Regions from separate parts of the Homo sapiens genome. Here regions 2 and 3 are each linked to region 1. The links are chromatin loops, found by intact Hi-C in ENCODE. Cell type or tissue: HCT116. All regions are shown on one strand. Links, peaks and the distances in the headings refer to the core of each region. The heading gives the core; the rest is flanking DNA.

The links. Peaks named below come from ENCODE experiments on the same cell type or tissue, not always from the same donor. Only the 100,000 strongest peaks of a DNase experiment are listed, where the experiment ranks them.
Region 2: it touches region 1 in a loop (5-fold over the local background); 7 of 110 quality-filtered maps call a loop at or near these places.
Region 3: it touches region 1 in a loop (2.8-fold over the local background); 6 of 110 quality-filtered maps call a loop at or near these places.

The regions. Positions count from the first base shown.
Region 1 is chr2:223,794,909-223,802,516 of GRCh38, reverse strand. All of the region lies in intron 1 of AP1S3 (adaptor related protein complex 1 subunit sigma 3), which reads left to right. Among named protein-coding and RNA genes, the nearest start is that of AP1S3, 39 kb to the left of the region's middle. RefSeq lists an enhancer at 4,396-4,445. In HCT116, for the core only: a CTCF peak has its summit at 4,194 (motif pointing right); DNase peaks (open chromatin) are centred at 4,211 and 5,206; H3K27ac peaks cover 5,000 bases.
Region 2 is chr2:223,302,425-223,310,032 of GRCh38, reverse strand. No RefSeq gene overlaps it. Among named protein-coding and RNA genes, the nearest start is that of KCNE4, 250 kb to the right of the region's middle. In HCT116, for the core only: a CTCF peak has its summit at 3,440 (motif pointing left); a DNase peak (open chromatin) is centred at 3,432.
Region 3 is chr2:223,608,981-223,616,588 of GRCh38, reverse strand. No RefSeq gene overlaps it. Among named protein-coding and RNA genes, the nearest start is that of SCG2, 10 kb to the right of the region's middle. RefSeq lists an enhancer at 3,244-3,538. In HCT116, for the core only: no CTCF peak of the experiment used is centred there; a DNase peak (open chromatin) is centred at 3,368; H3K4me3 peaks cover 1,106 bases; H3K27ac peaks cover 2,061 bases.

The DNA.
Region 1 (7,608 bases), core at 1,574-6,573:
CCTGGCCAACATGGTGAAACCCTGCCTCTACTAAAAATACAAAAAAATTAGCTGGGTATGCTGGCAGGTGCCTATAATCCCAGCTACTCGGGAGGTTGAGGCAGGAGAATTGCTTGAACCAGGGAGGTGGATGCTGCAGTGAGCCAAGATCACACCACTGCACTCCAGCCTGGGCAAAACAGTGAGACTCTGTCTCCAAAAAAAAAAAATAAAATAAAACTGGATGCTTTCTTAATAAGGAAGAAAGCCCAGCAGATAGTGACTGTACCTTCCTCCCCTCCTTCCTTACCATCCTCCCATCTCATTTCTCTTAGAAACAGGGATTTCCCTGCCAATACAAGGTCTGTTTAGTTATCTTAAAATCTCAAAGGAAGTAATGGCTCCTCCTCTCAATAACGTTCCAGACCCTCAGTAGAGATATACAAACAATCTTTTCTAAGTTCCTCATCACTCTCTAGGAAGAGATAAGAGCCCACGTTTGATCAAGCTAAACTAGTTAGATGGCCTCAGATATCTTTTGCAAAATGTTGACAGTTCAAAAACTTTACTTAGAGCTTTTTCTACCTATTTTATTGTCACTTCTGTGATAAATGTAATACTAGTGACACAGAATGACTCAGTACTAGTGTCATTATTGTCGTCAGTTGAATTTTTATTTCTTCTTAGTCTCTGTAAGCCTAGGCCTTTTGGCCTCTCTGCTTGTTTTTATGGTGGTCACAGAAACCGTTAGTATTAGATGGGGCAGAGGGAGCTTTAAGTGTTACTCTCTCATGGGCCGGGTGCAGTGGCTCACGCCTGTAATCCCAGCACTTTGGGAGGCCGAGGCGGGCAGACCACTTGGAGTCAGGAGTTCGAGACCAGCCTGGCCAACATGGTGAAACCCCACTCTACTGAAAATACAAAAATTAGCCAGGCTTGTTGGTGGGTGCCTGTAATCCCAGCTACACGGGAGGCTGAGGCACGAGAATTGCTTGATCCCAGCAGGTGGAGATTGCAGCGCCACTGCACTCCAGCCTGGACAATAGAGTGAGGCACTGTCTCAAAAAAAGAAAAAAGAGAGCTACCTTCTCATTATATGGGTGGTTCAATATCATAGTGACTTTAAAAGTGGGCAAGGCCAGTCTAACTGGTGCCAGCGTATATCTCTTTGCTTTCTGCTCAAGGAGGCAATGTTGCATTGCTGTTAAGAGAATGGGCTCTGGAATCAAAGCCCAGCTCTGAAACCTTCTAGCTCGTCGATCTGGAACAAGGTACTTAACTTTTTTAAGCCCTAGAGTCCTTATCAAGTGGGAATAATAATAGTATCTACTTCTCATGGTTATGAGGAAGATTAAATGAAGTACTGTGTGTAATGTGCTTCTTCCATGGTGTCTGACGCATGCCCTACATATGTCAACCATCGACTGTTATACATAGGTCTCTGGTATTAGCAAAAGACTTCTCTGGTTATAATTATTTGCATAACTGGAAAAAATGAACAGTAGGGGTTTTAGCTTTGGTGGATGAGAAAAAGTGTCAGATGCTAAGTGCAAATAGCCTTGGGCTGGGAATGTGGAGATCATCTTAATTCTGCCTCAAACTGTACCACTGAAGGTATAATCACCAGGTCTCTGGGCCTTGATTTCTTCAGTTTTCTTTCTTCCCTATTTGTATACTTTTATTTCCCTTTCTTGTCCTATTGCATTAGCTAGGACTAGTATGATATTGAAAAGCAGTAATGAGAGAGTTCATCCCTGCCTTGTTCCTGACCTGAAAGGGAAAGCTTCTAGTATATCATCATTAAGTATAATGTTAATTGTAGTTTTTTGTAAATGTTCTTTATCAAGTTGGGGGCATTCCTCTCTCTTCCTAGTTTGCTAAGAAGTTTTATCATGAATTGATGTTCAGTTTTCTCAAATGCTTTTTCTGTATCTGTTGATATAATCATGTGATTTTTCTTTTTTAGCCTGTTGGTGTGATAAATTATATTAATTGATTTTTTTTTTAAAGAGACAGGGTCTTGCTCTGTCACCAGACTGAAGTGCAGTGGCCTGATCATAGCTCATTGCAGCCTTGAACTCAGGCTTAAGTGACCCTCCCACCTCAGCCTCCTGAGTATGTAGTACTACAAGTGTGCGTCACCATGCCTGGCTATTTATTTATTTTCTGTAAGGATGGGTTCTCGATATGTTGCTCAGGCTGGTCTCAAACTCCTGACCTCAAGTGATCCTTTTGCCTCAGCCTCCTGAAGCTCTGGGATTACAGATATGAGCCATCATACTTGGACTACATTGATTGATTTTTTTTCTTTTTTTTTTTTTTTTAGACGCAATCTCGCTTTGTTGCCCAGGCTGGAGTGCAGTGGTACGATCTCAGCTCACTGCAGCCTCCGCCTCCTGGGTTGAAGCAATTCATTTGTCTCAGCATCCCGAGTAGCTGGGATTAGAGGTGTGTGCCACCATGCCTGGCTAATTTTCGTATTTATAGTAGAGATGGGGTTTTGCCACATTGATCAGGCTGGTCTCGAACTCCTGACCTCAAGTGATCCGCCCTCCTTGCCCCACTTCGGGAAGTGCTGGGATTACAGGTGTGAGCCACCACACCTGGCCATACATTAATTGATTTTTGAATGCTGATCTGGCTTTGCATTCTGGGATAAATCCCACTTGCTTGTAGTGTGTAATTCTATTTATATATTATTGGATTTGAATTGCTAATATTTTGTTGAAGATTTTTTTCACCTAGGTTCATGAGAAGATTTCTTCAGTTTTAGGATGAGAAGTGTTGTACCTAATCAGCTTTATTGTCCTTTCTAATGCTAGAATTTTGTGAGTCTAGGAATGAGTTATTATTTCATTTTAAATACCTCACTGTGGTAGCTACTAAATAAATATTTGCTAAGTTGAATGGAATCTGCTGACTTTATCTTTGGAATGTAGATGATCTGGTTTTATAATATGGAATTGTAATGAGATAGAAAACAACAGTGATGATTTTTGAGATTAAAAATAAAAGGCATAAAATTCAAAGCCAGAGATATATGGTGGATTGCTTTGCTAAGCTGCCATAAGGAAGTACCATGAGCTGGGTGGCCTAAACACTGACATTTATCATCTCATAGTTCTGGAGGCTAGAAGCCTGGCAAGAATGGTTTCTTCTAGGAACTCTCAAGAGAGAATGGGTTGCTTGCCTTTCTCCTGGCTTGCGGTGGTTTAAGGGCAGTCTTTGGTGCACCTTTGCTTCAGTTGCATTACCCCAATCTCTGCCTTCACCTTCATGTGGTGTTTGTGTGTGTGTGTGTGTGTGTGTGTGTGTGTGTGTGTGTGTGTCTAGGCCCGAATTTCCCTTTTATATGAGTCCACCAGTGACAATGAACTAGGGGCCCACCCTACTCTAGTATGACCTCATCTTAACAAGTTACATCTGCAATGTCTATTTCTTATCTCCCTCTCTCTCTTTTTATTTTGAAATGGAGTTTCACTCTTGTTGCCCAGGCTGGAGTGCAGTGGCGCAATCTCGCTCCATGCAACCTCCGCCTCCTGGGTTCAAGTGATTCTCCTGTCTCAGCCTCCTGAGTAGGTGAGATTACAGGTACCAGCTACCACACCCAGCTAATTTTTGTATTTTTAGTAGAGATGGGGCTGCACCACGTTGGCCAGGCTGGTCTCAAACTCCGGACCTCAGGTGATCTGCCCACCTTGGCCTCCCAAAGTGCTAGGATTATAGGCATGAGCCACTGCACCCAGCTGCAACATCTATGTCCAAATAAAGTTGAATTCTGAAGTACTGGGGGGTTAGGACTGTAACATATGAATTTAGGGGACACAATTCAATTCATAGCAAGTGGATTATTCTGTCCTTTCAGTGTAACTACCTGTCTATCCTTCCTTCCTTCTTTTCTTCCATTAAATTTTACTGTGCCATACAGGTGGATGGATAACAGACAGACAATTTTATGAGGAATTGTCTTTATAGAGAGAATGTTCACATTTCACGTAAGTGGCTACTTAATAATTCATAGCAGTTAACCTTTTATTCTGCAGGTTACTTGTAGCTGGCATGGACTTAATACATGTCAACAGTTTGTTTCTGTGTTATTCCATTTTTTTCCCCTTATTGTTGTTCCTCTTATCCTGTTCTTCCTAGCTCTGTTCTGCCCCCTCAGATCCACTTAATTTGCCTTTCCCTGAACATTTCACAGTAGCTAGTTCTGCCACCAGATGGTGTGCAAGGATTAGGAAAATAATTGAAATATGTTGGCCAGTGTCTTTTCAACATTTTATTTCAGGAAAAAGGCTGACATGACAGGCCTACCTGAGATTCTGAGATTGACAGCAGGCCAAAAATGACATTCTGAGATTGTGGAGATTTAAATTTTTTATGTAAATTTTCCTCTCATTTATCATGGAAACCTGAGCTGGCAATCTTGAGGGGAAAAAAAACCTATGACATTTGATGTATATATGTAAATGAGAGACTTTGACCTCAGAATAGATTTGACAGTAATATTCGGCTGAGATATAGAAGCGAGGTTCTTGGGTCAGAGGACCACTTCCTCAAATAGGTAGTCTCAGAAGCCACAGAAAGGAGAAATCTCTTGAGCCAAGCAAAGCTGTAGAGTGTTAGTGCGATGAGGGACTCCAGCTATCATCTGATTCAGCAGCCTCAAATGAGGCCTGCAGCCAAACAGAGCTTGCAGACCACATCCACACACAGTGTGCTTTGTTTAGCTTGAACAAGGTTTTATTTTATTTTATTTTATTTATTTTTTTGAGACGGAGTTTTGCTCTTTGGCCCAGGCTGGAGTGAAGAGGTACGATCTCAGCTCACTGCAACCCCTGCCCCCCGGGTTCAAGTGATTCTTCTGCCTCAGCCTCCCAGGTAGTTGAGATTGTAGGCACCTGCCTATAACCATGGCCGGCTAATTTTTGTATTTTTAGTAGAAACGGGGTTGTGCCATGTTGGCCAGGCTGGTCTCGAACTCCTGATCTCAGGTGACCCACCTGCCTCAGCCTCCCAAAGTGCTGGGATTACAGGCGTGAGCTGTGTCAGCCTGAACAAGGTTTTATTATTATTAATTGACAACGTTAAGACAACTCCAATATTTCACCTAATCATCCAGATTTCAGGCTTTTGGGAAAAAAATCTGAAGACTTAGCAACAGTGATTGACATGTTTTTCTTGGCCACACTTGACTATGGCAGAGCTGTGGCTGCGGCTTTCGTTGGAGCTTGTGATTCATAGTTGCTGCTCTCTCCTCCACCCCCTATTGTATGATGCTGATCTTTACCCTTATTTAATATGTTACCTGCCTCTGCCAAGCCTGTGAAAGGCATTTGGATATGAAGACATGAGGTCTGGAGAGAGAGACGAGGGAAGTTGGTTCAGGCCACACCTGCCTTCCGATCCCCACTAACTGGTGCTATGACTGTGCGTAGAAACTGGTGGGAAAAGAGTGAAAGTGATTCACCTTAGAGGAGTAATGCAGTACAATTAAGGAATCAGCAGGGAAGGTGAAAACTCAAAATTCAAAATTCTGCTGCTGCCACTCAATGATAGAAAAAGTCGTTAGAGGGCCAGGCGCCGTGGCTCATGCCTGTAATCCCAGCACTTTGGGAGGCCGAGGTCGGTGGATCACCTGAGGTCAGGAGTTCAAGATCAGCCTGGCCAACGTGGTGAAGCCCAGTTTCTACTAAAACTACAAAAATTAGCTGGGCGCAGTGGCGGGCACCTGTAATCCCAGCTGCTTGGGAGGCTGAGGCGGGAGAATCGCTTGAACCTAGGACGTGGAGGATGCAGTGAGCTGAGATTGCGCCACTGCACTCTAGCCTAGGTGACAAGAATGAAACTCCATCTCGAGAAAAGAAAAAGGATGCTAGAAGAATACACACCCATAAGTGAAAAAATGGGGAACCCTGAAGTAAACACCTTACAGGGAACTTGAATAAATACATGATCAGAAGACCATTGGTCAGTGGTCAAGAGAAAAAGAAAGGAACTCCAGATTACTCATCTCTAAGTATATCCCTGCTGTTTCTGGGATAAACTTATTATTTAAATAATAATAATGGAAAGGTGACTGATGAGACCAGGCGATTAAGGAGACAAGGTAAGTAAGTCAGCTAGACAGCAAATAGTTTGTTGTTTCCCAAGAATGTCCTTCTGGGGTACCTGTGAAATGGCTGTCAGAGGCTCTTCCCATCAGAACATGGAAACTGTTAGTGAAATAAATAATGGGGTAGTAATGGGATGATTCTGAATGGGGAAGCAGAGATTGTTTTTGCCTGCCTTGATGAAGATAAATGGGAGTATAAATGTGAGGGGCTGGCCCCTGGATAATTTATTTTATATTAATTAATTTTTTTGAGATGGAGTCTCTCTGTGTTGCCCAGGCTGGAGTGCAATGATGCGATCTTGGCTCACTGCATCCTCCACCTCCTGGGTTCAAGCGATTCTCCTGCCTCAGCCTCCCGAGTAGCTGGGATTACAGATGCCTGCCACCGCGTCTGGCTAATTTTTGTATTTTTAGTAGAGAAGGGCTTTCGCCATGTTGGCCAGGCTGATCTCGATCTCTTGACCTCAGGTGATCTGCCCACCTCGGCCACCCAAAGTGCTGGGATTACAGGCGTGAGCCACCGTGACTGGCCTGGGTAATTTATTAATGATTACAGACATTTACTGAATGCTCATTCTTTGCTGGACTCTACACTATAGAGGTTGACATATGTAATATCATTTTGTTCTCCCAGCATCACTGAGGTCCTTATCATTGTTTTTCCTATTTTGTTGATAAGGAGACTACAAAGATCAGGTAACTTTTTCACATCGACTTAGCTCATAAATGACAGAGCCGGGATTTAAATACAAGCTCTCAAGCTACTGATTACCAAAGTTTTCCCACTTAACAATCAAGCTATTCCACTGCCTCCTGGCGCCTCCTGGCCCCTTCTGCCTGGCCTAGTGATAAATGCCCAGCAGGCCCTGGATGAAATCCGGAACAGTGATTGAGTTACACCATTTTGGCTGGATGGCATGCAGCAAGCTTGAAAAAGCTAACATTTAAATTTGTGGAATGTAACATTTGTTTCAAAGGGTCGCTAAATTAGAAGACTGGCAGATGTCAGTGAATCTTCATCCTAAGAACATGTGTAAAAAGTGTCTGGGAAACTTCCGTCTGGCAAATCTTATTTCTACCCAGAGCATGCTGGTAAAATCTATACTAAGGATACATTACAAAAGGCTTCAGCAGATGGCCTTTATAAATTTTTAAAATTTTTTTTTAATTTTTGAGATGGAGTTTCTCTCTTGTTGCCCAGGCTGGAGTGCAGTGCCTCAATCTCGGCTCATCGCAACCTCTACCTCCTGGGTTCAAGCAATTCTCCTGCCTCAGCCTCCTGAGTAGCTGGGATTACAGGCATGTGCCACCACGCCCGGCTAATTTTGTATTTGTAGTAGAGATGGGGTTTCTCCATATTGGTCAGCCTGGTCTCCAACTCCTGACCTCAGGTTATCCGCCCACCTTGGAAGTGTTGGGATTATGGGCGTGAGCCACTGCGCCTGGCCTGCAGATGGCCTTTTTAGGGAGAAGGCAGCTTGGCTTCTGGAAGAGGGAACTGGATTTGGCTGGAG
Region 2 (7,608 bases), core at 1,191-6,190, 490 kb after region 1:
TGGGTCCCAAGCAGCTCACCGTTATGAGCTGCATTGGTGTTCCCTTGTTGGACTGGCTTCTGGCTAGGTGTGACTCCCAATAGGAGGGAGATCTTAAAGCAGAGAAAAGGGGAATTGAGTACCCCGACCCCATTTCAGCACTGTGGTTCCCTCCTCCACAGCTCTCACACCTTCTGGGCTCTGGGGATACTATTTGCTCCTCTTGGCCCTCAGGCCTATGGATGGTAACGGCCTCCCTCTGTTTCCAGCCTCTGAGCACTTAATCATTCTTTTTTTCAGTCGTTTATTCTTACCCTCATGTCTTAAGTAATACCTGAATGTATTCTCTTCAGTTGAATTATCTGAATAGAATGTTTTTTCCTGCTAGGAAAAATGCAAACCTCGGTAGATTATTTCATTTTATGCAAAGGTCATGAAATCAAATGCCTATGTGGACTAAACAGGAACCACAACTACATGACACAGCCAAAGATGACATAATAGAAAATGGTGGGATTTATGAAAATGGGAAGGTATATACCTTCTTTTCTTTTTTTTAAACGGAGTCTCACTCTGTGGCCCAGACTGGAAAGCAATGGCGCGATCTTGGCTCACTGCAACCTCCGCCTCCTGGGTTCAAGCAATTCTCCTGCCTCAGCCTCCTGAGTAGCTGGGATTACAGGCGCCCACCACCGCACCTGGCTAATTTTTGTATTTTTAGTAGAGACGGGGTTTCACCATGTTGGCCAGGCTGGTCTTGAACTCCTGACCTCAGGTGATCCACCCGCCTCAGCCTCCAGAAGTGCTGGGATTACAGGCATGAGCCACCATGCCCAGCCAGATACATGCCTTCTAAATCCATTCCTATTCAACTTTTTTTCTACAAGAATATAAACCTGAAGGTAGTCTGGGCGCAATGGCTCACACCTGTAATCCCAGCACTTTGGGAGGCCCAGGCAGGTGGATCACAAGGTCAGGAGTTCAAGACCAGTCTGGCCAAGATGGTGAAACCCCGTTTCTACTAAAAATACAAAAATTAGCCAGGCGTGGTGGTGGGCACCTGTAATCCTAGCTACTCAGGAGGCTGAGACAGAGAATTGCTTGAACCCGGGAGGCAGAGGTTGCAGTGAGCTGAGATTGCACCACTGCACTATAGTCTGGGCGACAGAGTGAGACTCCATCTCAAAAAAAGAAAAAAAAACTGAAGGTAGCCAACTAGAGATCACTGAATCGGGACATGAAAAGCCACGTAAGGGATTTGGTCTCATATCAATATAGAGTTTCTGAAGACCAAGATTATCTAGAACATGGAGTGGTTTAGGATTAGTTCACCAATAAAACCAAATTCTAGCTTAGTTAATATTGGCATTTTCCATGCTATAATTCTTGGTATATAAAACATGAACTAATTTTAGGCTGGAGAAGGAACACTAGAAAGAAAATATGTGTCGAAGGACTGACATATCAGTCTTTTGTAATGTGACTACCAAAACTGTTTCAAATCACTCTCATACACACTTATCTCATAAGCATAATGATTATTTCAGATTCCTAAGAAAAGGAGACCTTTGATGATCTACTGTAGTTAATCACCAAACTAAAAATAATACACTAATTTTCTAGTAGTAGCTTGTATTAAAGAGACACAAAGTGATGGAGCATGGCTCTTTAATACGAGCTACTATTGGATAATTAATTTATTCTTAATTAAAATATTAATCAATAAAAATGAAAATACAAGGTATTTTCAGGTTAATTCCTGAAGTCTGGGCAGATGGCTGCACTGAACTCGCTCAATAGCAGCATCACGTTCCAACATCCTTGGAATCTATTGATGTGGTTTGCTGCAGGTCAGTTGGATTTAGGCCAGATACATAGCTGATATCCATTGGAAGAGCTCCTATGATAGGCTTTGTGGGGCCAAGGCAAGCACTGTACCCATCCATCAATATTTCTCTTTCTAGTGCATCATGTCCATCCTCACACAAAGATTATTGTAATATCTTCCATCTTAAAAACAACTTCCATGACCTGAAAATTTCCTTTAATTACTGGACCGAATCTCTGCTCCCTTTCATAACAAAAATTTCTCAAAAAAAGTCTATATGATGGCACCATTCTCCTTCACTTCTCTTTGAACCATCTCTAATCAAAGATTTATCCCCACTGCTCTCAGGCTTGGCCAGACAATTATATGTGTCAGAGGACAGTTGAAAACCCGAGTTTATATAAGGGAAATGCGGGAGTCCAAAAAAAGACGCTCTTCCTTCTCAGTGCTAGTAAGAAACCTTTTGTTTCTGGTAAATAATTTTTTCTATGCCTATTACAATCTCATAAATATTTATGATCAATCTCTTTGTTTATTTAAACACAATAACAATGTTTATATCAGAGATCTAGAACTTTATATGGCTTGATATAAAAACATTTGGTCAGACAGGTCTTGGAACATAATTTCAGTAATCAAGACATCCAATTTAGTTCCTCGATCTCAATAGTTCCAAGATAGAAGTGTATGAAAAGACAAATTACAGTTTGTAATTTCTCACCCAACTTTGCATGTGTTGTCACTGAAATTACTCCTGTCAAGTTTACTAATGACACCCACACCACCAAATCCAATGGTCAGTTTTCTGGTTTTTACTTTATTTCACCTAGAAGCAGCCATTTAGTCACTGATACAGTTCATCTGTATCTCCTATCTTTACTTAGTTTCTGGGTTTCTTTCCACCTCACTGTGTGTACTCCCTGAGTCTCCTTTGCTAGATCTTACTCATTTTCTTAATTTCCACCTGTTGGGGTGCCTTAGAAACTTCTTCTCTGTCTTTAGTCATTCTCTACATAATTTTATCCAGTTGCATGGCTTTAAATATTATCAAGATTCTCCCAATCAGCTAATTTCAACTCCAAACACTCTCTGTAACTAACTCATATCCATCTCCACTTGAACATCTAATAAACATCTTAAAATCAACTTGACAAAAGCAGAGTTCCTGATTGTCCACCCCCAAAAATCCCATTCCGTCTCAGCATTCCCCATCTCAGTAGTTGGCATATTCATTCACTCACTGGTTCAAGCCCCAGATCTTAAAGACATCATTCTCTCTCTCACACTCTACACAAATTTTATTTTGTTCATTGTTATATCATCAGTATCTACAATATAGCCTGACAAGTTTTAGTAGCATCATAATGACTGCTCTCTAGTTTCTGAATATATCATTTCTACTATGTATCCACAGGTAATTCTGCTCTCTTTGATTCTGATATGGGTTGGCTGTGTCCCCACCCAAATCTCATCCTGATTTGTAGTTAGCATAATCTCCAAGTGTGGGGGGAGGGACCTGGAGGGAGATAATTGAATCATGGGGTCAGTTATCCTCATGCTGTTTTGGTGATAGTGAGTGAGCTCTCTGAGATCTGATGGTTTTACAGTGGGTTTTCCCCCTTTACGCAGCACTTCTCCTTGCTGCCACCATGTGGAGAAGGATGTGTTTGCCTCCCCTTTCACCATGATTGTAAGTTTCCTGAGGCCTCCCCCCAGCCATGCGGCATTGCGAGCCAATTAAACCTCTTTCTTTTATAAATTACCCATTCTCAGGCAGTTCTTTATAGCAGCATGAGAATGGACTAATACAGAGCTTATTCAGATTATCTGTAAAATGAGAGTAGTACCTGTCTGTATTGGTAGCATATCTCTTGGTTACAAGTAATAGGTAACAAATCAACAAGTTTAAGGAAAAAAAAAAGATGCATTTACTGGAAGGATACAGTATCTCATGAACCAATATCAGTTTAAGGCTGAAAACAGGAACTTGAAGCCATCAGAAGACAAGTCTTCATCTTTGTGTCTCAACTGTGCTTCTCTACACTGATCTGCTGCAATCTTTTCCCTCTGCAGAACCACTTCTCTGCTTCTCTTTTACTCAAGGAACTAGTCAAGAATGCCATCTTTATACCAAATATAAATTAGTAGGATGCAAAATTTAATTGCCATCCATTCAAGTTGTGATCCATTTTTCATTCGTTCAGTCATTTGAGTCAAAGGAACAGCTTCATGCAATAAAAATGTAACCATGGTGTTAAATTGTACTTCAAAGCTACAAGCAGAAAGCAATTTTATTCTATCTCACCACTGCTGCCTTAATCCCACTCCATGAATCATTGCTTCCCACCTGGGAGAAAACTGGAGAAAATTTCATGTCTTTTCTGATGACTTACAGATATTAAAATGTTCAGTGTAATTTAATATCAAACTCTAAAACTCACTTCTAATTTAAAATTTCTCCATTCTCTCTTCCTATCTTCCCTTACTTTCTTGTCCTTTAGCTGCTGTTTCTTGTTCCTCCTTAGTCAGCTGCAGAGGTGAAGAAGAATTAGTGGGAAAGAGAAGAATCTTCTTGACATTACAATCTGACTTTGGAAGTGGTAGGTGTCTACTCTCAAAGAGTGCTTTTTGGGTTCTTTGATGATCCAACCTCACAGGAAAACTACCCCAGCACAGGAACTATCTATAGTCTCTCCCTCAAACCCTGGTTCCCAGCAGTGCAGCCATCTAGATAGGCCTCTGTATTAGTCAGGGTTCTCCAGAGTAGGAGATATATATGTGGGTGGGTGAATAGATAGATAGATAGATAGATAGATAGATAGATAGATAGATAGATAGATAATAGACAGATAGATGGCTTTATTGTAAGGAATTGTCTCACATGATTATGGAGGCTAAGTTCCAAGACCTGCAGTCAGCAGAGCAAATGGTGTAAGATTCAGTTAGAAGACTGGCAGGCTCAAGACCCAAGAAGAGCCAATTTTTCAGTTTGAGTCTAAAGGCAAGCAAACACCAATGTCCAATTCCAGCAGTTAGGCTGAAGGAGTTCCCTCTTATTTAGCGTTTTTGTTCTATTTGGGTCTTCAACTGGTTGGATGAAGCCCACTCACACTGGGGAGGGACATCTTCTTTACTCAGTCTACAAAATCAAATGGTAACACTTTCACAGATACATCAAGAATAATGTTTGACCAAATGTCTGGGCACCCTGTGGCCCAGTCAAGTTGACACATAAAATCAATCATCATAGCCTCTTAGGTGGAGGCTCCTTTAAGATAATTACAGTCCTGCTATTATCATTGATCCATTGGTTTGAAGGAAAATCCTACATTCTTAGCTTGCCACTGATACATGTTGCTGTGGTTTAAATATTTGTCCCTTTAAAACGATGTTGACATTTAAATCCCCAATGTGACAGTATTAAAAAGGGAGAACTTTATGAGGTGATTGGGTCATGAAGGCTCTGCCCTCATGAATGGATTAATCCATTCATAGATTAATGGATAATTGGATTGTCATGGAAGTGGGACTCGTGGCTTTACAGAAAAATGAAAAGACACTTGAGAAGCACGCTCTGCTCCCTTGCCATATGATGCCCTGTACCACCTTGGGACTCTGCAGAGAGTCTCCACCAGTAAGCAGGTCCTCAACAGATGTGCCCCACACAACCTTGGACTTCTCAGCCTTCACACGTGTAAGAAATAAATTCCTTTTTAAAAATAAATTACTCAGTTTTAGATATTCTGTTATAAGCAACAGAAAATGAACTAATGCATATGTGCAACTTAATTTACACCCAGAGAATCCCTTCCTACATGCTCTGCTATCAAAGCAGTTCCAGCTAGCCTCTCATGCTCAGACATCTGAAGATGAAGTCAAGCAGCTGTCCTTGTATCTAGCCCTGGAGACACACCTGTTTCTCCAAGTGGTTCCATAAGTGTGCCCTTCATCTGGGGAGCAGAGAGTGTTTCAATAAGAACTCTCTTCAAAGGGGTTTCCACCATTAATCTCCCCCCTAAATAAGTTCTTCATTTTAAGAAAATAATACCTGGGGCTAAAATATGGGAGTTGCAGAACCAGTTTCAGGCTACCCCCTTGATAATGCTTCACTGGTGACCTGGCACTGTATTTTAGAATGTGGAAATTAGCTTGGTACTATTGTTCTCTGCTTTGGGTCTCCAGATGAAACTTCTAAAGCATGCTTCAGACATAGCTTTCCCTTTAGAGTAGAAGTGCCATTATTAGAGAAAGAGAATTGTGAGTTACTTATAAATTCACTCTAAATTTATTTTCACACCTTTCTGCTTATATTATTGAGTTCCTATGAGGATCCAATTGGACAACTGGTGTGAAAACTGTAAAACAGAATACACATGTTTTAATCAAGTTCAAAACTAGTTTCCCAGTTCTAAAGGTACATTTAAGGGTAATCTTTTCCCTTTAAGTGAGCCCTTCATTACAGAGAATAAATAGATACAACATAAGAGAACAAAAGAGGACAGTCTCCTAAGGCTACTTCTGCCACCCCAGAATTTGGGGAGCAGCGGAATTATAATTCTCACCACTCCAGGCACGAAATATTCAGGATCATGGAGAGAAATGGAGGCTTCTTGGTATTACTCCAGCTGCTTGTGTGTTCAGCAAAGGTAGGAGCAATGTCATAGACTAAACTTAGGCCCTATAACCCCAGGCTGCTGCCTCAGGAATGAACCCGCTTTTCTTCCCTTTATGGGATAACTGAGTGTAAGCTTAGCACTTATCAAGGGTGGCTACACACATATAAGCCAAGAAACCCAATGACCCTTCCATTTTACCTCACCATAACCAATTACACCATTACAATTCAGTTATGATATTTTCATTGATATTTCAATTACTGCACTGTAGTAAAGTTCTACCACATTCCTGATAACATAAGTTTACAAGCTCTATGGAAGTTAGGAGACAACCTGGTGACTAAAGGAATAAACTCTCAGTCCACAGTAGCTTTTTCTTGGAAATCTACATTTCAAAAAGGAAGATTATCCAGAGAACCCTACCAAATCAACATGTAGGTAGGTAATACTACTGTGGCACATTTTATAACTACATTGTCACTTCCTCAGAAGGAATAGGTTCAGTATTTTCAGTGTTGTTTTTGTTTTTTCTAGTGGTATTAATAGTACTTAATACAAACATTATTTCATAATATACATGCATTTACAATTTTTAAAGTGACCCTATTATATTCAATGAAACAACATGACCTAAACACCAGAAGTGGCAGACACTTTTGTAGGTGATAGGGATTATATTAGTCAGGGTTCTTTAGAGAAACAGAACTAATAGGATAGATGTATATATGAAGTGCAGTTTATTAAGGAGTATTGACTCACACCATCACAAGGTGAAGTTGCATGATAGGCTGTCTGCAAGCTGAGGAGCAAGGCAGCCAGTGCGAGTCCCAAAACCTCAAAAGTAGGGAAGCCAACAGTGCGGCCTTCAGTCTGTAGCCAAAGGCCCAAGAGCCCCAGACAAACCACTGGTGTAAGTTCAAAAGTCCAAAAGCTGAAGAACTTGGAGTCTGATGTTCAAAGACAGGAGGCATCCAGCACAGGAGAAAGATGAAGGCCTGAAGACGCATCAAGTTGGCTTCTCCCATCTTCTTCTGCCTGCTTTATTGTAGCTGTGGTGGCAGCTGATTGGATAGTGCCCACCCACATTAAAGGTGAGTCGGCCTCTGTCAACCCACTGACTCAAATGTTAAGCCCCTTTGGCAACACCCTCACAGACACACCCAGGAACGATACTTTGTATCCTTC
Region 3 (7,608 bases), core at 1,191-6,190, 190 kb after region 1:
AAGCCGTAATCTTAATACCGATGAGGGGTTGAGATTTCCTGTATCTGTGTAGCACCGCTAACCTGGTGCCTGGCTCTCCTTTATAGCTAGCCCCAGGGTAGCAAAGAGAAGGCAGCAGTAGAGGAAGCTTTTTGAGGGCCTCTTGGGAAGCCTTCCCATTTCCATGGCTCCTGGGAAATGGTGATCAGTGATATAACCAATGGGTACTCTTGACAGTTTCTCTTTTGTATCTGTTTTTCTTATGCTCCACCCCAGTAGTTTTTGTTGCCTTCTTAGTGGTCCCTTTAAGCAAAACTGAGAGTGTCATCCCAAGTCTCCAGAAACTCAACAAAGGACCTCTGTCCCCAGTTTCCTGATTTCAAACCCAGTCACTGCTCTATGTTCTACTCATCACTGAATCCTCCTTTTCAGAGTGATCATTTAAATGCTTCTCTCTTACTAGATCTTGGGAACTGGGGACAACAGGACCAGGCCTGGTAGTCAATGCAGGATACCAGGAGGCCCAGCGCCCACCCCTAACCCTCTGACTGCCTAGGAATGGGGATTAGTCTACTTATTTTTTCCTCTCCTTTGATCAAGGGTTAGTTGGTATAGAAAAAAGAATGTTGCAATCTCAAAATGTGCTAGGCCCTTATTTATTAAAGTATCCTATTTAACAGCCACCACCCCCCAACATCCTTATGAGGGTAGAAACTATTATTAAGTGGTGTCACCAGAAATCAAATCTAGATCATCTGACCACAGGTCACTTGCATCTATTCATGACCCTCTCTAAGCTTCAGTTTCCTCATCAACAGAATGGTAATGATATTAGCTTGAACCACATGAACTTGCTATATTCGATCATTTTCTAAATCTAAAAATGGCAAGTTAACATAGTTCAACATGTAATATTCCCAATAGGTTGAGTGTAAAGATATAGTAATTGTAAACGGTGTGACATATAGTCAACTTAATAAACATTAGCTATTCTCATGATCACATACCCTTCGTTTTGCCACTTTATCTTTCCACATCCAAGAAATCCTGAAAAGTCATTAGCTGAGTGTCCTATTGTGACTACTTGATGAGAGCTATGAGAACTTAATTCCAAAGCCCCAAGATCAGGAATATCCTAAAAACATAGAATGTCTTGGCCTCTGGCAAGTATCTGTTTGGTCCCTTTCTCTCTCTCTCTCTCTGTCTTAAAAAAAAGAAGACCCCTTCTTTGACTTGATTTGTTATCTTTGGGTGCAAGAGACATAGTAAACCCCTGGAGCATGTAGTGTCTTCTAGAGCAGCACAGGTGTGGGGACAGGCTCCAGACACAGAGATAAGGCTCTAAAACACCCACATACCCTGTGGGTCACGTTCAGGGTCCGGGAGCAGCCTGCTCTTCTCTTCGGACAACTGAAGAAAGCTCTGCGTAAAGCTGCAGACTTGCTGAGAGATTGAGATGAAGCAAATGCTTCTATTCTTTCTTTGTTTTTCTTTGAGACAGGATCTCGCTCCATTGCCCAGGCTGCAGGCTGGAGTGCAGTGCTGTGAACATGGCTCACTGCAGCCTCAATCTTCTGGGTTCAAGCGATCCTCCTGCCTCAGCCTCCTGAGTAGCAGAGACTAGAGGTGCATGCTGCCATGTCTGGTTAATTTTTATTATTATTAATTTTTGTAGAGATGGGGTCTCTACATGATGCCCAGGCTGGTTTTGAACTCCTCAGCTCAAGGAATCTTCTTGCCTCGGTCTCCAAAAGTGCTGGAATTACAGGCATGAGCCACCACACTCAGCTGCTTCCAATCTTTTCCTGGCCAGCTTCCATCCATTTTAGACACTCAAGTTCAAAGGTTCCCTGCTATCTAAAATCTCCAGCCCTCCTATGCAACACTAATCATGGTCTCTCTCCAGCCACTGGTCCCTTGTCTTCCCATTTATCACAGCCTGCTATGATGTGTGATATGGTTTAGATGTTTGTCCCCTCCAAATCTCATGTTGTGGTGTAATCCCCAATGTTGGAAGTGAGGCCAGGAGGACTGGATCATAGAGATGGATCCCTTATGAATGGTTTAGTACCAGCCCCTTGGTAATAAGTGAGTTCTCCCTCAGTTCATGTGAGACCCGGTTATTTAAAAGTCTGCCCACACAAACCTGCTGCCACTCCTGCCGTGTGACATGCCTGCTCTTATTTCACCTTCCACTGGGACTGTAAGCTTCCTGAGGTCCTCACCAGAAGCTAAGCAGATGTTGGTGCCATGCTTGCACAGCCTGCAGAAGCGGGAGACAATTAAACCTCTTTTCTTTATAAATTACACAGTCTCAGGTCTTCCTTTATAGTAATGCAAAACAGCCTATGCAATGGGTATAGATATTTTCCTCACTAGGCTCCACATGAACAGCCCTTGAATTTTATTTGCTTTGTGTTGTCAGTGCCTGATGCAAGTCTTGGTGAAAATAAAAGGTCAATAAATATGTCATAATGATAATAGCACTATATTTATCGAATGCTTATTGTTCTGATTGAAGTCACACAAAACCCTATGAGGTAACTGCTATTATGATTTCCATTTTATAGAGGAGAGAGAGCAGAAGAACAAAGACAATAAATAAATAGCTTGAGGCTCCACAGCTAGGAAGAGGAAGAGGCAGGTGCAAACCCAGGCACCTGGTTTGGCACCAGAATGTGCCCATTAACTGACTCTCTGTCTCTTTTAATACGTGGATGATTCTTGACTTTTGGCTAAGATAAAGAGTAATGAAGCCGAGTTTAGAAGAAAGGGATTCACCATTGTAGGAAAAAAACCACAGGATTTTAATCTCCTTGTTGTTGTTAAAAGACCCAAGTCCTACTTCAGCTGGTGGATGCTAGCCAGACAGACGCAGACAGTTTAGAGATGTTAGGGTTTAGGTCCGGAAATAAATACCCCAAAGGGAATCTGAAGGGGCACATTCACTCAGAACCCTCTAACTGGCTTAGTAGCCAAGAGGTCTGGGGGCCTTGGAGATAGTCGTCATGTCGGGGTTTGCGTCTGAGGCCCCCGCCCTGGTTCCTCCGAAACCGGCTGCATCACCAGCATCGTGTAGTTCTCCCATCAGGAAAAGACACAAAAGCATCATGACATTTAAAGCCTTGTTCCTGAGTCTCATTAGGGCAGAGCCCGAGGATGACTGTAATGAACGGCTGCGCCTCTGTGAATGTGTAATGTGCAAACTGCTCCCGCCGTGCCCCTCCATGCGGGGCTGTGCGGAGACACTGATGATTAAAACCGTGAACCTGGCCTTGGGCTGAGGAGGCGGTGGCTCAGGCCTGGAGGAGGCGTTCACTCTCATTCATTTCTGCTGCTGATTCCCCGGAGCGGCTCAGCCCCGGCGGAACATGACTCATCGTATTCCCTGTAGCCGTGTGTGTTTTGACTTAAAATCCTTCCGTCTGACGCCAAGCCCTGCTGAAGTCAAGGGAGCCAGAAGCAGACTCCCAGAAGAAACTCCACCTCCGCCGGCTTGACAGAGAAACAGGCTTCTAGCAGTTACGCAAACACTTGCGTTTCTTTTCTTTTTCAGTCTAATGGAGGAGAGGCTGCAAATGACTCGGTTTGCGATGGCGTCCAGCAATCAATTCTAATCACATCAGTAAAAAGGAAATTATTATGTTTTAAGGTTGGTTACAATGTTAAAATTCAGGCATGGCAAGCCCTGTTTCAGTGAATTCCCAGGGACTGGGAGCTGAATAATAATCAGGGAAGGCAACTGCAGAGTGCCTCAGACCTTCCAACGCGTTTCTACAACTATTATATAATTGAATCCTTGCAGCAACTCTCTGAGGCCTCAGCCTAGGTAATGTTACCCTCATTTGACAAATGAACAAACCGAGGCCCAGGGAGGTTAAGTAATTTGCCTAAGGTCACACAGCAGACCCAAGCCCAGTTTTCTACCTTCTGCTGTACATAACTCCTGCCTATTGAATATGTTCTGAGGCAAGTTTTGCTGTGGAACTAAAGTGTTAAAACACACACACACGCACAACGTTTTTGGTCACTGAATTTTTTTTTTTTTTTTTTGAGACAGGGTCTCACTCTGTTGCCCAGGCTGGAGTTCAGTGGCATAATCACAGTTTACTGCAGCCTCAACTTCCTGGCTCAAATGGTTCTCCCACTTCAGCCTCCCGAGTAGCTGGGACTACAGTTGTGTGCCATCATATCTGGCTAATTTTTAAAAATTTTTTGTAGAAATGGGGTCTCTCTATGTTGCCTGGGCTGGTCTTCAACTCCTAAGCTCAAGTGATCTCCTGCTTCAGCCTCCCAAACTGCTAGGATTATAGGTGTGAGCCACAGTGCCCTGCCTGCTCAATGAATCTTGAGAACCCTTGGAGACAGGAAGAAGAGAGAGGTGAGAATACACAATCAAGAGTTTTGGACTCCAAAATGGGAATTAGGCCTCACCCAAGATTGAACTACAAGATAATACAAAATTTCTCCCCCCCAAAAAAATTAGTCATTTGAAGTATTACTTTGTTATCTCTAAGCATTATTTGTGCTACTATTTACTTAATTTTTTTGAATATTGAACCTCTTGTTAAGCCTAAATCAAAGAAGGTTTATATCACTGCATCAACTTGAAAATTTTATTGCCTATATAAATGGAAAGAAATTCAAACCCTAAGTTCAATACAACCATAAAGATGTTAATGAATTTCTGGTTAGATCCTGCAGCCTGCAGAAAGCTCAGAGTCTAAGGCCAAAAAGGAGGATTTTCAAGCATCAGAAAGGTGTTCACGCTAGCCTCTGATAGTTTCTTTTTTGTGTAACTAGGAGAATTGCACAAGGAATACATTTCAGACAACTATAGAACTTAATGCTACTTAATGCCATATCTATGCCTGGCAAAAACATTCCAATAGTGTTATGGATATGCTTTTCATATGCTGGGAAACATGCATCTGATTGGCCCCTTGGAGTACAGGAGCACCCAGGAGAAAGCAGGACAAGCTTCTCACTGTCAACTGGTCTTATCTCCTTTCTTTGGGTAAGATTATAACTAAAAGTCTGTCAATATTCATGCTATAGCAATATTCCAAACCAGTCATGTTCAATAGTTATATCAGTCAAGCTGGGCTAGGTTATGTGTGATAACAATTTCTCAAAATCAATTGCTTAAACAACTTTATTTCTTTATTTTCTCACTTTACCTGTTCATGAAAGGTCTGGAAGGTAACTCTGCACATTGCAGCCAATCACAGAGCAAGCTATGTGAGCAACCACCACCTCAAAACTTGCCTGCCTCTGTGGTGAGGGAAAGTGCTCTGGGACATGTCATTCGACTCTAAGCTTATTGGCTAGAACTTGTCACATGGTGCCACCCAATCACAAGAGTTCAGGCGGTGCAATTCTATCATAAGCCCAGGAGGAAGGAGAGCCAGAAATATTTGGTAACCATTACTAAGAGCTACAACAAAATCTCAAGGTCATAGATTCACTTGAGAACCTCTTTACAGTCCTGGAGCTTCCTGCAACAAAAAGCACATGATCACATGTACATAAACACTTGCATTTAATCTCATAGGTTTCAACGGACTTCAGGTTAAAAATCTGTGCTCTAATAATGGGGTAACTGCATGCAAGGGGGTACGGGTTAATTAAGGAAAGTTTTACTGAGAAGATACATCAAATAAAACTTTGTTTTTCTTTTCTTTTCTTTCTTTTTTTCTTTTTTTTGGAGAGAGGCTGGAGTGCAGTGGCAGTGGCATGATCATGGCTCACTGCTATCTTGAACTCTTGGGCTCAAGTGATCCTGCTGCCTCAGCCTCTCAGGTGGTGGTACATGGGCTTACAGGCATGCCGCACTACACCCAGCTAATTAAAAAAAAATTTGTAGAGATGGAGGAATGGAGTATTACTATGTTGCCCAGGCTGTTCTTGAACTCCTGGCCTCAAACAATCCTCCCACTTTAGCCTCCCAAAGCATTGGGATCACAGGTATAGGCCACCATACCCAGTCTCAAGTAAAACTTTTTAAAAGAATCAAAATGGTGGGGAAGAGGGGAAGAACATTTTCAAGGCAAGGAGAATGATGCAGATGAAGATGGGCTGAGAAGATTAAGTATATCTTCTGGTTGAGAAGATTATAGGACCAGCAAAAAATCTAGGGAGGGTGGGAATGCAGAAGTATGAGGGAGCATAAAAAAAATCGGTGGAAGACCTTGAACTATGGAAAGTTAATCCAGCTGGCACCAGTTGAGCAGGGGAGGCTCACGATGGAAAAATGTTGAAAGATAATTTGCTATGGTGTTTAAAGGATGGAGCCCCTTGGCTTGTACTTAGGCATTTAATAGATATTGACTGCTTTTTTTTCCCATTGTCGTTCATTTTTTCCCATTGTCATTTCCCATTAGTTATTCAGTCAGCAGTAGTTCCTGAGTGCTAGTTCAAATTAGAAGTAGGTATTATTTCCCTTAAGGTGCCAACACCTAACTTCCTGCAATAGAAAGGCATGTATGAAAGATTAGTGATAGACACTTGAAAGGCTGGGGAGAGATTTTGAATGGCCAAACGTAAGAGAATGCTAACAGGCTATGAAAATGGATAAACCAGAAAGGGGCAACTGGGAAGAATTGGCAAAGGCTGGGGAAATAAAGGGGTGAGGCAGTGGAGAGGGAGAAAGTACAAGAATAAGCCAAGGAGATAATAGTTCCATGACTGAACTGGAGGGACAAGATTAGAATTAGTTAAGAGAGAACTTTGAGAAGGAGGTAAGGGATTGGAAGGAAATGTGGTCAGTTTGGATCTTGATATGCTTATTTTTAGATATTATTATTATTATTATTATTTGTATGTGTGTGTGTGTGTGTGTGTGTGTGTGTGCTGAAACTCAGGCCTGTAGATGTTACTATTTTTAAGCATTGGTTTGGCTGGGTTTTGGGTACAATGGACTTATGTCCCAGACTTCTTTATGTCCTCAAATACATTAAAGTCATTTGGGAAGAGAGTAATCTAAGAATCCCACAAATAAAAATGCTATAATATATTACAACTATACTAAGTACTAACCAAGAGAAATATTTGGTTCCATGAGAGAATATTCTAGAGAGAATTGGCCGAGTCAGGAAACTCAGAGAAATGAGCTTCCTCAGAAGCAAGATGTTGACTGGGCAAAAGCGGGCGGCTTGGAGGGGTTGGGGAGAACTTTCTAGGCAAGGGGACTGGGATGAAGGATATCCACTCTGAGCTAGATGCTGTTTTCAAGTCTTACATTGAATTAGGCCAAAGACTGTGCTTTGGAGCTGAGGTCCAGCACCATGAATTACGAAGAAAATTTAACAGAACTGTTTCATTTAGAAAAAGCAAACTGGCTGGTGAGGCCTGATTCTGGTGACAGAAAATAGGACCAAGACTTGCTCCACATAGCCTTCCAGGGCAGAACTCAGATCCATGGTGAAGCCACAGGGGGTCATATTTCAGCCCAATACAAGGGGGGAAATACCCACAAAACTTGAGAATAAATTTGCCCAAAGATGGAATAGGGAGCATTGGGAGGTAATGAGTTGCTATTTTTTGGAGGTATTTAAGGAAACTTAATATTATATGCTGGAAGTCTGTTTGTTAGGAATTTGACAGAGCAGATGCAAGCAATGAGCCAGG